Regions from separate parts of the Homo sapiens genome. Here region 1 is linked to region 2. A link is a loop called in an ENCODE intact Hi-C map of the cell type or tissue named here. Cell type or tissue: Caco-2. All regions are shown on one strand. Each heading gives the region's core, and the rest is flanking DNA. Links, peaks and the distances in the headings are about the cores only. Region 1 overlaps RHBDL2 (rhomboid like 2). Region 2 has its middle 22 kb from the start of AKIRIN1.

What was found. Peaks named below come from ENCODE experiments on the same cell type or tissue, not always from the same donor. Only the 100,000 strongest peaks of a DNase experiment are listed, where the experiment ranks them.
Region 1: a loop joins it to region 2, with 4 times the contacts of the local background. A loop is called at or near these places in 3 of 110 quality-filtered maps.

The regions. Positions count from the first base shown.
Region 1 is chr1:38,917,981-38,920,892 of GRCh38, reverse strand. RHBDL2 (rhomboid like 2) reads left to right here. Exons shown (of 8, transcript NM_017821.5): 2 at 1,556-1,926. The coding sequence starts at 1,681. It overlaps LOC105378662 (a long non-coding RNA gene), which reads right to left. Exons shown (of 2, transcript XR_001737994.2): 2 at 1,364-1,719. Among named protein-coding and RNA genes, the nearest start is that of RHBDL2, 22 kb to the left of the region's middle. In Caco-2, for the core only: no CTCF peak of the experiment used is centred there; a DNase peak (open chromatin) is centred at 1,612.
Region 2 is chr1:38,967,712-38,970,623 of GRCh38, reverse strand. No RefSeq gene overlaps it. Among named protein-coding and RNA genes, the nearest start is that of AKIRIN1, 22 kb to the left of the region's middle. In Caco-2, for the core only: no CTCF peak of the experiment used is centred there; DNase peaks (open chromatin) are centred at 1,063 and 1,353.

The DNA.
Region 1 (2,912 bases), core at 223-2,722, 50 kb after region 2:
CTGTAATCCCAGCACTTTGGGAGGCCGAGGCGGGCGGATCACGAGGTCAGGAGATCGAGACCATCCTGGCTAACATGGTGAAACCCTGTCTCTACTAAAAATACAAAAAAAAAAAAAAATTAGCCAGGTGTGGTGGTGGGCACCTGTAGTCCCAGCTACTCAGGAGGTTGAGGCAGGAAAATGGTGTGAACCCGGGAGGCGGAGGTTGCAGTGAGCCGAGATCACACCACTGCTCTCCAGCCTGGGCGACAGAGCGAGACTCTGTCTCAAAAAAAAAAAAAAAAAGAGAAAACTTGTACAGGGATGTTCACAATAGCGAAAAGGTGGAAACAACCCAAATGTCCATAAACAGACGAGTGGATAAACAAAATGTGGCGTGTCTATACAATGCAATAGCATTCAGCCATTAAAAAAAGGAAATTCTAGGCCAGGTGTAATGGCTCATGCCTGTAATCCCAACACTTTGGGAGGCCGAGGCAGGTGGATCACTTGAGGTTGGGAGTTCGAGACTAGCCTGGCCAACATGGTGAAACCCTGTCTCTACTAAAAATACAAAAATTTTCTGGGTGTGGTGCCGGGTGCCCATAATCCCAGCTACTTGGTAGGCTGAGGCAGGAGAATCGCTTGAACCTGGGAGGCAGAGGTTCCAGTGAGCCGAGATCGCACCACTGGACTCCAGCCTGGGTGACAGAGCGAGACTACATCTCAAAAAAAAAAAAAAAAAAAGAAAACATGTGAAGGAAGCCAACCACAAAAGGCCACATACTGGATGGTACATATGTATTGTATGATTTCATTTATGTGAAATATCCAGTATAGGTCAATCTATAGACACAGAAAGCAGATTAGTCGTTGCCAGGGACTGTGGTAAGAGGAGAATAGGAATTAACTGCTTAACAGGTATGGGTATGGGGTTTTTGTTTGTGATGAAAAAGTTTTGGAACTAGTGGTGATGGCTGCACAACATTGCAAATGTACTCAATGTCACTGAATTGTACACTCTAAATGGTTAAAAACAGGGCCGGCTTCGGTGGCTCACGCCTGTAATCCCAGCACTTTGGGAGGCCTAGGCGGGTGAATCACTTGAGGTCAGGAGTTCGAGACCAGCCTGGCCAACATGGTGAAACCCTGTCTCTACTAAAAATACAAAAATTAGCCAGGGAGGGTGAAGCAGAAGAATTGCTTGAACCCAGGAGGCAGAGGTTGCAGTGAGCTGAGATCTCGCCATTGCACTCCAGCCTGGGCAGAAGAGCAAGATGACTCCACCTCATAAAAAAAAAAAGAAAAAATATATATTATATATTAAATGGCGAAAATGGTAAATTTTATGTTATGTGTATTTCACCACAATTTAAGAAATATGTAATTTGAGGCTTGGAGAATTTAATTAAGTGATTTATCTGATGTTAACTTACAGCTGATACATGGTAGAGCTGCATTTTAATCTCAGTCATCTGGCTCTTTTTAAAACAATTACATAGAAAACTTTATTTTGGGCCATTTAGGAGGTTTAGATCATTTTGATCATCTTCAGCTGTCTTCTCTTCACATACAGGAAAGGCCTTGGAAAGCAGTCGTTGCGCCAGACAGCCCAGGGAAGAGCGGCAGCCTGAGGACCTAGGGCCACCTGCTGTTCCCTGGGATTCATGTCCTTCTGGGGAGGAGGGAGGACCCAGGACAATGGCTGCTGTTCATGATCTGGAGATGGAGAGCATGAATCTGAATATGGGGAGAGAGATGAAAGAAGAGCTGGAGGAAGAGGAGAAAATGAGAGAGGATGGGGGAGGTAAAGATCGGGCCAAGAGTAAAAAGGTCCACAGGATTGTCTCAAAATGGATGCTGCCCGAAAAGTCCCGAGGAACATACTTGGAGAGAGCTAACTGCTTCCCGCCTCCCGTGTTCATCATCTCCATCAGCCTGGCCGAGGTGAATGGGGAGCGGGGTGGGCACCGGGGTAAGTGGCATGGGGAAGCTGGGAACAAACTAGGGGTCAGATCTAGATCTAGAGAAGAGACTGGGAACATGGGAGAGAGCTTCGTGGGGATGGGGACAGCACACACCTCACCTCTGCCTCTGCTCTCCCCACAGCTGCCTTTGAGGCTTTCCCTATACTCACGGTCACTGCCAACCCAGGGTGGAGTTTCATTTGTCAGACAAATCTGCCCAGCTGTGGCTGCAATTTCAGTGGCTTCCTTTCATTTTAGTTGTGAGGTCTTTAGGAAGCAAATCATTCTGGGGTTGCACAAGGGCTTTCTCTCATGAACCGATTTAGGCTGGTTGGTAAGGCATTTCTGGGACCCCAGGTTTAGAAGTGTTATAGAATTCTTCTGAATTTCAGTAGGAAAAAAACGGGATCCTTTAACAATGTCTACTTCAGGCAGCACGTGGTGTGTTTTCAGGCTCTGATCTAGTCAGTCCTCTTGTTTTCCAGAAAAGACTGCAAGGCTCAGAGAGGTGGGATGACTATCCCAAGGTCACATCATAGTCACTGGGCCAGGATGAGGCTCCCCTGTACCTCGTGGCACCTAGTTTTTTCCCCCACACTTGATGTCCTATAAAGGAACTGGCCAACCATGGCTGCCTGTGGAGTGTGACTTCAGGGGCATTAGGAAGTTCCTAATGTAACCCTTTTAGTTCCCACTGATGCACTGATGCCTCAGCTTCCTTATCACAAACTGTATTAGTCAAGAGTTCTTCAGAAAAACAGAATCAATAGGTGTGTGTTCCCTGGGGGAAGAGAGATTAATATTTATTTTAAGGAATTAGCTCAAATGATTATGGAGACTTGGCAAGTCCAAAATCTTCAGGGAAGGCTGGCAGGCTGGAGGCCCAGGGAAGACTTGCCATTCAAGTCCAAAGGTAGAGTTCTGCTGGCAGAATTCCCTTTTCCTAACAGAGGACAATCTTTTCTC
Region 2 (2,912 bases), core at 193-2,692:
AGAAAGAGAAAAAGAAAAGACAAAGAAAAAAGAAAATGCAGCTTTCATATGGGTGCAGGATTTCTATATCAAAGTCCTACTGGCTAGGCACAGTGGCTCATGCCACACACACACACACACACACACAAAGAAAGGAAAAAAAGAAAAAGAAAAAGAAAGAAAAGTGTAATCCTAACACTTTAGGAGGCCAAGGCAGGAGGATTACTTGAGGCCAGGAGTTCAAGACCAGCCTGAGCAACATAGCAAGACCCTTTCTCTAGAATTAAAACAATATAAAAAATTGAAAGAGAAAAAGAAAGGCATACCTATAGACTAATGTGATTCTAGAAAAAGCAAAGTTATTATATGACAATTTAAAGCAAAAGGAAGGTGAAGGATCTACCACTGGAGAATTTAATGCCAACCAAAAATGGTTTGGCAATTTTAGAAAGAGTTTTGGCTTAACAAATGGCTGGGCGCAGTGGCTCATGCCTGTAATCCCAACACTTTGGGAGGCCGAAGTGGGCGGATCACCTGAGGTCAGGAGTTCAAGACCAGCCTGACCAACATGGTGAAACCCCCTCTCTACTGAAAATACAAAAGAATTAGGCAGGCATGGTAACAGGCACCTGTAATCCCAGCTACTCGGGAGGCTGAGGCAGAAGAATTGCTTGAACCCAGGAGGCGGAGGTTTCAGTGAGCCAAAATCACGCCATTTTACTTCAGCCTGGGTAACAGAGCAAGATTCCGTCTCAAAAAAAAAATCAAGATAACATGAGAAGCAACTTCTGCCAATGAAGAACCAGTAGATGTGTTTCCAGATGCCATTACTAAAATCACTGGCCAAGTACACTGGCTCAGGTCTGTAATCTCAGCACTTTGCGAGGCCAAGGTGGGAGTATCACTTGAGCCCAAGAGCTTGAGGGCAGCCTGAGCAATATAATGAGACCCTGTATCTACGAAAAAAAATTAAAAAATTAACAGGGTGTGGTGGCACACACATGTAGTCCCAGCTAGTCAAGAGGCTGAAGCGGGAGGATATCGTGAGCCCAGGAGTTTGAGGCTGCAGTGAGCTATGATTGCACCACTGCACTCCAGCCTGGGTGACAGCAAGACCCTGTCTCTCTCTCAAAGAAAAAAAAAAAATAATTGAGCAGAAAAGACATCTGCCTGAACAGGTTTTGAATACAGATGAAAGTGCCCTATTCTGGGAAAAAAAAATGCTACAAAGTACATTTATTAGTAAGTAAGAGAAGTGAGTAGCAGGATTTAAGGCAGGAAGAGATAGGCTAACTCTACTGTTTTGTGCAAACACTTCTGGGTTTATGATCAGGACCGCCCTTATCTATAAAGCTGCTAATCCCCACGCCTTGAAGGGAAAAAGTAAACACCAGCTGCCGGTCTTTTGGTTACACAACAAGAACCCTTTTTCTAGATTGATTCCATTGATGCTTTGCTGTGAAGTCAGGAAGTAATTTGCCAGTAAGGTACTGCCTTTTAAAATTCTTTTCATATTGGACAATGCTCCTGGCCACCCAGACCCCATGAGTTCAACACCAAAGGGGTCCAGGGGTTCTACTTGCCCTCAAGCATAATGTCGTAATTCAGCTTTTAGATAAGAGGTCATAAGGACCCTGAAGGGTCATTACAAGCAGTACTCTATGGAAAGTATTGTCAATGCCGTGGAAGAGAACACGGCTAGAGAGAACATCATGAAAGTCTGGAAGGATCCCACCATTGAAGATATCATCGTTATTACAGAAAAAAAACATGAAAGCCATCAGGCCTGAAACAATAAATTCCTGCTAGAAAAAAATTGTGTCAAGATGTTCTACATGACTTTACAGGATTTATAACAGAAACAATCAAGGAAATAATGAAAGAAATTGTGCATATGGCAAAAAAGGTGAAACATAAAGGATTCCAAGATATAGATCTTGGAGAAATTCAAAAGCTAATAGACACCATACCAGAGGAATTAACAGGAGATTTGATGGAGATGAGTGCTTCTGAACCAGTGCTAGACAATGAGAAAGAAATAGAAGGCCGGGCACGGTGGCTCACGCCTGTAACCCCAGCACTTTGGGAGGCCGAGGCAGGTGGATCACAAGTTCAGGAGTTGGAGACCAGCCTGGCCAATATGGTGAAACCCCAGCTCTACTAAAAAAAATAGAAAAATTATCTGGGTATGGTGGCAGGCACCTGTAATCCCAGCTACTCAGGAGGCTGAGGCAGGAGAATCGCTTGAACCTGGGAGGTGGAGGTTGCAGTGAGCCGAGCTGGCAGCACTGCACTCCAGCCTGGGCAACAGAGAGAGACTCCATAAAAAAAAAAACAAAAAAAAAAAAAAAAGAGAAGAAGATAGAAGAAGTAATTCCAGGGCCAGGCATGGTGGCTCATGCCTGTAATCTCACCACTTTGGGAGGCCGAGGTGGGCAGATCACCTGAGGTCAGGGGTTCGAGACCAGCCTGACCAACATGGTGAAACCTCATCTCTACTAAAAATACAAAATTAGCCGGGCGTGGTGGTGCATGCCTGTAATCCCAGCTACTCGGGAAGCTGAGGCAGGAGAATTGCTTGAACCCGGGAGGTGGAAGTTGCAATGAGCCAAGATAGCTCCATTGCACTCCAGCCTGGGCAACAAGAGTGAAACTGTCTCCAAAAAGAAAAAATGAAAAAAAGAAATAATACCAGAAAACAAGTTGACATTAGACAGTCTGGAAGAAGGGAGACTGCCTTTGGCTTCTGGGTTGGTTGGTTTGTGTGTGTGTGTGTGTTTTTTTTTTGTTTTTTTTTTTTTACTTTTAGAAACAGGGTCTTACTCTGTCATCATCCAGGCTGGAGTGCAGTGGCACAATCAGAGCTCACTGCAACCTCAAACTCCTAGCCTCCTGAAGGGATTCTCTGGCCCCAGCCTCCTGAATAGCTAGGA